2 separate regions of the Mus musculus genome follow, and region 2 is linked to region 1. The links are chromatin loops, found by intact Hi-C in ENCODE. Cell type or tissue: left cerebral cortex. All regions are shown on one strand.

Evidence for each region. Peaks named below come from ENCODE experiments on the same cell type or tissue, not always from the same donor. Only the 100,000 strongest peaks of a DNase experiment are listed, where the experiment ranks them.
Region 2: it touches region 1 in a loop (2.6-fold over the local background); 4 of 42 quality-filtered maps call a loop at or near these places.

What each region holds. Positions count from the first base shown.
Region 1 is chr1:162,662,236-162,667,235 of GRCm38, reverse strand. It overlaps a transcript of Myocos not described here. Among named protein-coding and RNA genes, the nearest start is that of Myocos, 6.5 kb to the right of the region's middle. In left cerebral cortex, a CTCF peak has its summit at 1,942 (motif pointing right); DNase peaks (open chromatin) are centred at 647, 1,409, 1,586 and 1,938.
Region 2 is chr1:162,586,731-162,591,730 of GRCm38, reverse strand. It overlaps Vamp4 (vesicle-associated membrane protein 4), which reads right to left. Exons shown (of 8, transcript NM_001356527.1): 5 at 3,435-3,535; 6 at 2,187-2,266. Among named protein-coding and RNA genes, the nearest start is that of Vamp4, 19 kb to the right of the region's middle. In left cerebral cortex, no CTCF peak of the experiment used is centred here; a DNase peak (open chromatin) is centred at 2,028.

The sequences.
Region 1 (5,000 bases):
AAAAATAAATAAAATCTTTTAAAAATAGACTAAAGAAATAGACTCTCCTTGTCACACAATTAAAATTCTGTTGTAGCTCTGATAATAGAATGCTGCAAAGAGAAGCAATAAGCTAAAAAGGCAAATTCACTAGAATTACATGAGTGGAAACCCTAAAAGTCAAGGACATGTAGAATAATTGATTTTAAGCTCTAAGAATAAATAGCTGACAAACTTATTCAACAAAGGTATCTTGGAGTCTTTAGAAAATAAGGAAATTCCAAGAGAAAGACAAATTAAAGCAGCCCTTGACACTAAAACAGCATACAGGAGAGGCACTTGCTGGAAACCTATGCACAGAGGAGGAATTCGCGCTCAGAAAGGAAAGATCTCATGAGAAGAATAGCCATAAGAATTAGAAAATAATCAAACAACAAATTGGTAAAGCCAGTATTTTAGTCAGGGTTCTTTAAATGAACAGAACTAAGAAAATGAATAAGTAAATATATATTCATGTATGTGGGATTTATTAGACTGGCTCACAGGGTGTGTCACCATGCAAAGGCTAAGAATTTCATAGGTGTTCAGCCTACAGGCAGGACATCTCAGCCATCCCAATCTGGCTTTGGAGTCCTGGAGGAGTTCTGAAGAGCTCCTGTCTTCAGTGTGTTCTGGAATCCTGAAGCTGGGTTTACTACTGGCAGCACCCACATAGACGAACTTGCCAGCGAGGATGGGGGCAAGCACAGTCTGGATGGACTCCATGACTTTAACAGGAAAACATGAAGTTGGGAGGTGGGTTGGGTCTGGGAGGAGATGGGGGGAGTAGTAGAGATGAATAGGATTTTTAAAAAATGTACATGTGTATGAAATTCTCAAAAAAATAATAAAAATGTTTTAACCAAGAGTTGATCTTTGAAATGGTGAACAATATTAGTAAACTCTTAACTAAATAAATAAAAGTCATCAATACAATTAAGAAATAAACATAAAAGACATCAGGATAAGAGGGGAGGAAAGGAGACTATTTAAAAGAGCTTCAGAAACCCACAGCAAGGAAGAAGGAGAAGAAAGGAGGAGGAGGAGGAGGAGGAGGAGAAGCTGCTGTTGTTGAAAACTTGAGAGAAACATGAGAGAGATGTACCAGAGAGAAGAAAGTGAACAGAACACAGCCCCAGCCAGCAGGCTCCCAGAATGCAGGAAGGGAACAGAAATCTCATTTAAAGGGTAAGCCGCTCAGCCTTGTGCAGTTCACCAGAGAGGCCATAGCTCTAAATCCTCCTCAAACACAGTTGCAGAGTGCTCTGACTGGCAGAATAATCAACAGTGGAAAGTTCTTGCTCCAAAGGCTGTGGCCAGGGGTCAGCTTGAAAGACAGCCTATTGCTTCGAATTGAGCTATCCTAAGGACTTGAGACCAGAGAACAGTCTGCGTGAGACAGCTCGGGAAACAGCTGGGGGTGAGGGGTGCTGGGCAATGACAAAGTGGGGAAGTAGAAGTCATAGGAAGTTAATCCATTTCTGCAAGCGCAATGTCTAGGTCCCACCCTCAGTGCCTGGGATAAGACCTCATCCACTGAGAAAACTGCAGACTGATCATCCAGAGCCTGACGTTAGCCCGTGGATCAGCAACTGGCGCCAGAGAACTCCGAAGCGGGTCATGTGACATCCTTAGGCACATCCCTCTAGAAGGGTTAATTCGTGCTTGGTGGGTTTTGAAACTACAAAGAAAAGTGTGTCCATCCATATTTTGGTACTGTAATTGTTTCTCACCCTCCCCCTCACCCTCCCCCTCCCCCTCCCCTCCCCCTCTCCTCCCTCTCCCTCTCCCTCTCCCTCTCCCAAACCCCCAGGTGAAATGTTAGCTACTGCTTGTGCCCTACAGAGGAAATCTACAGGAGGAAAGGGAGGCCCAGCCCAGACCATACGCTGCAAAGCTGTGTGACCAGCAGAGGTCAGTAGTACATAAAGAAGGGAAGCTACTAAGGGCGAAGCCTGTCGAGGCCTCTGTTGATTATGTGTTTACCCAATATAGGCGAACGACAGCATGAATACCAAATTCAACTGACCCTCTTCCCCGCCCCACCACCATCACCTTGAATACAGAAGTAATCCCGACGTTTCATCTGTTATTCTTTTTGTCCCTTGAGTTTAAGATTTATTTTTATTTCATGTGCATACAAGCTTGCCTGCATGTATGTATGTGAATATTGTGTCCGCCTGGTGCCCCAAGAGATCCTGGAACTGGAGTTACAAGCAGTGTGCGGCTTTATGGGTTCTGGGAACCAAACATTGATCCCCTGGCAAAAGCAGCAAGAGCTTTAATCACTGAACACCCCTCTCTCTGTCTCTGTCTCTCTGTCTGTCTGTCTCTGTCTGTGTCTGTCTGTCTCTCTCTCTCTCTCTCTCTCTCTCTCTGTGTGTGTGTGTGTGTGTGTGTGTGTGTGTGTGTGTGTGTGTGTGTGTGTGTGTTTGAGGAAGGATTTCTCTGTGTAGCCCTAGCTGTCCTGGAACTTGCTAAGTAGACTTGTGTGGCTTCCAACTCAAAGATCCACCTGCCTCTACCTCCTCAGAGCAGGGATTAAAAGTGTGCACTACCAACCTGGTGTGAACCGTCTCTTAAGCACCCTGTTATCATCATCATCATCGCCGCCACCGCCACCATAATATTTTAAAGACTCTTATGTTTTCTTTCTATTCATCTTTATACATTTGTCTACTCGTTAGTAGGCAAACGTTTAGTTGTTGTTGTTTGGGGGGGGGGCTTTTTGGCCTTCTGTTTTCACACTTTCCCTTTATGCTTTTAGTACTATTACAGTCTTGCCCCACTCTAGGCTTTTAAAACTTTGTGGGTTTTTCCCCCCTTCTTACATTCATGTAATTGGGGTTATGGACTTCTCTCATTATTGGGGATTTTACATTCTTTTTTGATGTCTTGAGCTTTTTCCTCTCCTTCAGAGCTTTCTGTTCTGTCTCTTCTCACATGTTTGCTTCATTTCTTTCCCCTCTCCCTGCCAGGCTCCTTTATGTTGTCCATGTGTGCTTCCATGTCATGTACACTTTGACGTTGTTGCTTTTGAAGCCAGTTGATTCCTCTATTCTGCTGCGGGAGGTTTACCCCTCAAGAGTAGAGCAGGCTACTCCGTAAGAAAAATACACAAAGAAAATTGGAGGGGATAACCAGACCAACAAGGAGGAGGAAGGGAAGGAGGGGAGAGAGGGAGAGAGAGGAGGAGGAGGAGGAGGAGGAGGAGGAGGAGGAGGAGGAGAAGAAGAAGAAGAAGAAGAAGAAGAAGAAGAACAAGAACAAGAACAAGAACAAGAACAAGAAGAACAAGAAGAACAAGAACAAGAAGAAGAACAAGAAGAAGAACAAGAAGAACAAGAACAAGAAGAACAAGAAGAAGAAGAACAAGAAGAAGAACAAGAGGAAGAAGAAGAAGAACAAGAAGAACAAGAAGAAGAAGAACAAGAAGAAGAACAAGAAGAACAAGAACAAGAAGAACAAGAACAAGAAGAACAAGAAGAACAAGAACAAGAAGAAGAGGAGGAGGAGGAGGAGGAGGAGGAGGAGGAAGGAAGGAAGGAAGGAAGGATGGATAGATAGATAGTGTGGCTGGAGAGATGATCCAATGGTTAAGAGCACTGACTGCTCTTCCAGAGGCCCTGAGTTCAATTCCCAGGAACCACAGAATGACTCACAACCACCTGTAATGAGATCTGATGCCCTCTTATGGAGTGTCTGAGGACAGCTACAGTGTAGTCATATATATATATGGGTACTGACATCTCCAATACACTGGGGTGTTCCACTCAAACTAGGCTTCACCAATAGCCTCTCATAGGCTCTCTTTATGGTGACAAGCCTCAAATCCTTTGCATGACCCCTTCAGTCCTGGGCCATCAACTACAGCTGAGGCTATACCTTCACCAGTGGCCTTCCATGACCTCTCAAAGTGCCAAGCCTCAGCTGTTCTTCATGACACCTTCATGCCTTCAAAACCAGTACCACCTGGGTGATTCGTACACATTACCAAGTCCAGCTGCACCACGAGGTACAACCTTGGCTATCTCTGGAACACAGCTTCTTTGTGCTCCCAGAAAACAATTCCCAGAAGATTTTACCTCGGTGATGCTGGCCTCTTCATAATCACTGCTAATTCCTTAGCTCCAGCTAACCAGCATCAATTGTCCCAGTAGTTCCTTCCATTCTTAACTCTAGAGCCAGAGCCACATGGCTGAAGCTGCCGAGTTCTGCTGCTTACAGGAACTAGAGCATGATCCCCTTGTACTATTACATTATCACTGGCTTTATGTTTTCCAAATCCTTCACTGCCTAAGCTTGGCTATCCTGGTTCTTGCCCTGTAGATTGACCTTGAATGCAGAGATCAGCATGCCTGTCTCCTGGGGATTAAAGGTGTGTACCACCATGCCTGAATCTAAATTCAGCTGGGTAGGATCTTGCCCCAAGGTCCCACTCCCTTAATCTGTTATTTCCTAGGACACAGGATTTTGCTCCATTTCACTTCCTGGTATGCCTTTAATACTCAGACCATATATTTTATATTTTGCCTTTCTAAGCTTGTTCAAACTTCTCCTTGTGAGATTTAACCAGAGAACAGTCTCTGCTGGGCTTTTTTTGAAACTTCCTTTGTCAATGCAATTAATGCAATTAATCCAAGTCTCTTCACCTTAGCCTCAGGCAGACTTTTCAGACAAGAGCAAAAAGTAGCCACATTCTTCACCAAAATACCACAAAAACAGTCTTTATGCCACATACTGAAATGCTTCTCCTTTGAAATCTCTTGGGCCAGGTCAACACAGTTCAAATTACTCCCATAAACAAAGTCTTCCATATTCCTACTAGGATGACCCATTAAGCCCCATTCAAAGCATTCCACTGAGTTCCAAATCCAAAGTCCAAAAATCCACATTCTTTCAAATAAAAGCATGGTCAGGCCCATCACAGCAATACCCCACTCCCAGTACCAACTTCTGTATTGGGTTTTACTGCTGTGAAC
Region 2 (5,000 bases), 76 kb after region 1:
CTCATGTTATCTTTCTACATGGAACTGCCACAATCACCATTGTATTGTCTTTTAAAATCATACATTATATAAACTAATTTTATCTCCTTGATGAATCAAAAGCCTTGCTTTCGTTCACCATTTTCATTGTACATAACTAAAAATGGCTGTGGCTGCCAGGCACGAGTGATCATGCCTTTACTCCCAACACTCGGGGCAGGGAACTCACTGGAAATCTCTGCGTTCAGGGCAGCCAGTCTTAAAATAAGTCACTGTTCTAGTGGACCAGTGCATAAGAATGTACTAGACCATGAAAGAGTGAAGTCCAGTGTGTGAGCCTCCACAGCTTCAGAGTGGCTGTTCTAACTACACACAAGGCCATCAAGATATATTGCCTAATTTTGTGTGTGATTTATTTTTATTTCCAAGATTTTATAAGGTTCATTTGAAAAATTTTAAAAAATCAGTATATTCAATATCATAAAAGGCTGATTCATTCTAGTGAATTAAATGTTAAATTCTAGGAATTAAATGTTTTAAACATAGACTGACTGCTAACACTTCGTGACATTGTAGCCGTGACACCAACAAAGTCACGCAAGGAATATACAAAAAGCTTTGGAATTTAGATATAAAAGCCCAGGTTTTTAATTATAACTTAAAAATATAAAAAGTCTTGAACCTGAGCTTACACTAAAATATACTTCAATTCTTTATTTAACCTAAAAATATTTTCTAAATAACATGGAATTTAAGAGTAGCTTTCCTAAAACATATATTAATGTGTCCTATTAATATAAAATTACTAGGCTGAACTTTACAAAATGGAAATGGAAATATCAAGAAAAGTGTAAAGAGCCTGTACTGAAACGTCTGCTCGTCCTCGGGTTTCTAACTTGGGGCAGCGCCCATCTATCTAACACTGTCATAGACAGACACAGTCCTACCACTGCTCAAAGCTCTTTCATTATCAGCGGCAGCCCATTACCACCCCACACCCTTCCCCCAGTGGCAGCCTCTGATATCTTTTTTTCCAATCTCCTTTTTTATAATAGCCTTCCTAAATCACTACGATGAAAGTCAATCCAAAAAATAGGAGGCCTGGGGCACCTCCCCAGATGAGCAGGAACACCGTGACTGATAGTGTAGGAGGAGACTGAAGAAACAGAACCCTTAGGGAGGAGGCACTTGCTACTGATATAATGCTGTTTATTAGATGCTGGATGCTATCCGTGGTCCACAAAGTTAAACTAAGGCCTTGCCTGTTTAAAAAACCATCCTATATATATTTAAATCTCTTTAAAACATTAGAGGAGGAGGCAAAGAAGAAGAAATGAAAGAAAATACAAAATTTATTCTCTGAAGCAAACAAAAATAAATGGGAAAAAAATTCATTGTGAAGAGAACAATGAAACTTGTCCTCCTTCACTTCTATTTCTGGGAACAGAATATTTCACAGGTAAATCATGTTTCATGTTTTCTCTTCGAAGACATGTTTTCGAAGAGATCCTTACCATATAGCAAAGTTGGGTTTAGAAAATTATTGCTGAACCCTAAAATGAGGGGTTAAAAACAATAAATCCATGTTTAAGGATTTTGGCAAAATAAAAACACATACCTAGATTCAAGATGAAAAAGGAAACACTTGTTCTCATGACATAATTGTTTTTGAAAAATCAAGATATTTTTCATGATTGTTCATATTTAAGAGAGAAATTCATTTCTGCAGAAATATTAGTATGCAGTGATTCCATTTGTCCTTATTAAAATTTAATTATGAAGGAATAAAATGAGTCTTTTTCCTTAATCTTTTGTTAGGAGAGTCTCTGGCATACAAACTGCTACTGTTTTTCCCACTATGAAAATAAAACAAAATCACACTTTCCTCAAATTTTCATTCTCATCAGAAAACAAAAAACAAAACACCAAATTCAAACCCACTCTGTACACAGTGAACTGTTCTCCAAGAGCTAGGAAGAAGTGGAAGTGGGTCTAAGAAGGGCACGTGTTTGTCACCACGTGTCCAGATGCTGAATCCCTACCAACGCAGGGCCCTTTGATGGTGAGAGCTGAGTGCAGCCTTTCAGGCACTGCCCTGCTCCTGTTTCCTAGGGGAGGAAGCTTTGGGCAAGGCCCTTCCAGTGTTTGTCCTCACAAGCTCAGAGACTCGCTGCTGCCTCGCTGCCCCTCCCCCACCCCTCACTTACTTTGCATCCACGCCACCACATTTGCCTTCGAAGCTGTTTGGATCTGTTGCTGAAAGCGGTGGCATTATCCGATAAGCTTTCTATATCACACAGGGTAGAGAGAAGGATTAAATGACATAACAGCATTCTTTTATATAGTCATACAAAGATAAACAGTAATACTACTTCTTAAAATTTGGTTCCCACAGAGTCTGTCAGTCTCCATTAAAACAAACAAACAAACAAACAAAACAAAGGAAAACACAGTGGAAGGTCAGTTTGTCAACTCTCCCACCCTCACCCTGACACCCACTCATGATTTCCAGAACTCTTCTTATCCACGAACTTAGTTCTGGTAAGAAAATAAGAGTTTAAAAATAAGCTGGACACAGAGCCTGACGACCTAAGTTTGACACAAAGAGCCCCACGTGATGGAAGGACAGAGTCAAGTCCCTAGCTTCCACATGCACACAATTAATGTAATAAAAGTTTTTAAATTAGGGGCTGGGGATGCTGCCCATGGGCAGATCCCTGATGTACACACTAGATCCCACACCAGAAACAAAATAAATACTTTGGCACATCTCTAGAAAAAATTTGCACACAAAAAAAAATTTTAATTTTTAGAAAACAAAGATAACTGATTTTGAGTGAAAAAAAAAAATCAAGCAAATCTATCAAGAATGAATCTGGCATACAGCTATTCACCATTAACACAGCAAGAAGGGCTAACATGTGCCAAGAGCCATTACAGGCTCAGACTAACATCTGCCTGTAAACAACAGTTGCTAAGTTTCCAGGGAAGCGTAAGTCATCATCCAAACAATACGCGAGGTCCAAGTGTGCTAGGAATCATGGGCACAGAGACTAACATCTGTGGGAAAATACAGACTACCTGAGTACCAGGGAAGACTAAATAGAAATAGCAGGCAAGTTTAAAAGGAGTACTAAAAAAAATGGATTAGATTTTAACATCTTGACATCCGAAGAAACACAAAGTGCATCAATATGACAGGGCAAGAGAAAAGAGGATTTAACTTTTTGGCAACGAAGTTTTAAACTCTCCATTCTTGTCTCAGTAAGAAGTAAACAGTACAATAATTTACATTAATGGGCAGAAACTAAGCCATGGAAATCCAGCTTAAGAACTGAATGTTGATCTCGGAAGCCACGATTCCTGAACACGGGCGGGTGGGCGATCAGACAAACGGAAAGTAAGCATTAGCTACACACAGTCACAACATCAAGAAGGGCAGCGAGTGGCTGTACCTGATTTGTCCTGTAGTTCATCCAGCCTCTCTCCTCTTTCAATTACCTTTGTAATATTCTCTTGCATTACATCAATAACTTCATCCACCTGATTCTGAACACTAGTTTGAAAAAAAAGGTAACATTTATTCTTCTTTTAGAAAACCCCACACTTTTAGAACTTTTACTAGATGTGGCAAATTCTCAGAGAACTGAGAGTTGTCATTAAACTATAAAAGTAAGCAGCGTTCTTCCATTTCTGGGTCTGAATAGCCAAGTAATTAAGGACAAAAGATACACTTTAAAGTAATACTTAACTGACAGCTTATTTTTAGTCTTGATTCTATCTTCAATGTAGCTCACAAGCAAACCAGACACTGACAGAATGCTCAGTGTGACTCTAAATGTTTCATCTTCTTGTCAGTAAAGTAGTGAAAGACTAGTTAAAACTAGTAATCAGAGTCCACCTTCCTCTGCAACGCACTCCAGCCACAAGACTTACCACGTGCTTCACCGGGTTTACTGAAGGCTAATGAGAAATAGCTAGTTCCCAAAATGGAAACGTACAGCACCCCTCTGAGCCACAGGATACCCAATGGATGTAACTCTTCAGTGCTCATTAGTTTTCTCTTCAGCCTAGGCAAGATTCAAGACAACTTGGAGCACCAAAGAATATTGGGAAATGCTCACTAATAGGCAAAAACAAAACAAAACAATTCAGTGTATAAATGAAGATGTTCTCCTCCTTATGTGATGGGAGCCTCTTCTAATCACACTCAGAGTGGTTAATGAAAACTGAAACAAGCTGAAGAATTAGTCAGATGTTCTCAGCTATCTGTCATTTAGGAGTTACCTCCTACAAAAACACAGACATACTTGCATGTCTAGTATTCCTCTGATGTTCTATCCATAGACAAATATCTATCTTAAATTACTTTATATAATAATATTTAAATAAGAAACATTAAATAAGAAATATATAAAAAGATAAATAAAGTGAATCTCTGGTCCTTATAACTCAAAAAATGTGTAAAGCATAATAACTATTAGCAACTATATACACATAGAAACCCACATATATTTAAGCAAATAAGAATATGTATTTGTCATTGTGGGTATGTGTATGTGTGTGTGTGTGTGTGTGTGTGTGTGTGTGTGTGTGTGTGAGAGAGAGAGAGAGAGAGAGAGAGATCATCCGTCCTGTCCTACACTATTCCCCGCAAATTAGCCCAGTCATACACAATTATGAAAAAAGTGCACTATCCTTTATTTGAGCTAGTCAAGGTCGGTGCTTTAAAAACAAGGTGAGGGCCCACTCAGACATAGGTGATGTAGAGGCAGTGCCATCACATTTTAGGAGCAATTACTATGACTGATCAGCTCATCTCTCACCTACGTTAGAAACATTACATATACCCATGAATTATCTACAGTCTTCAGGATTCATCACAGCTTCCCAGAGTTCTCCATCCACACATTATTCTACTGAAGGCTGTAAGGCTAGCTAGCTCAACCAAGCAGGGATGTGCATAAAGATCTGACATGCCTGCTGAATCTCCAAGAGATGTATATCCAATTATCCAAACA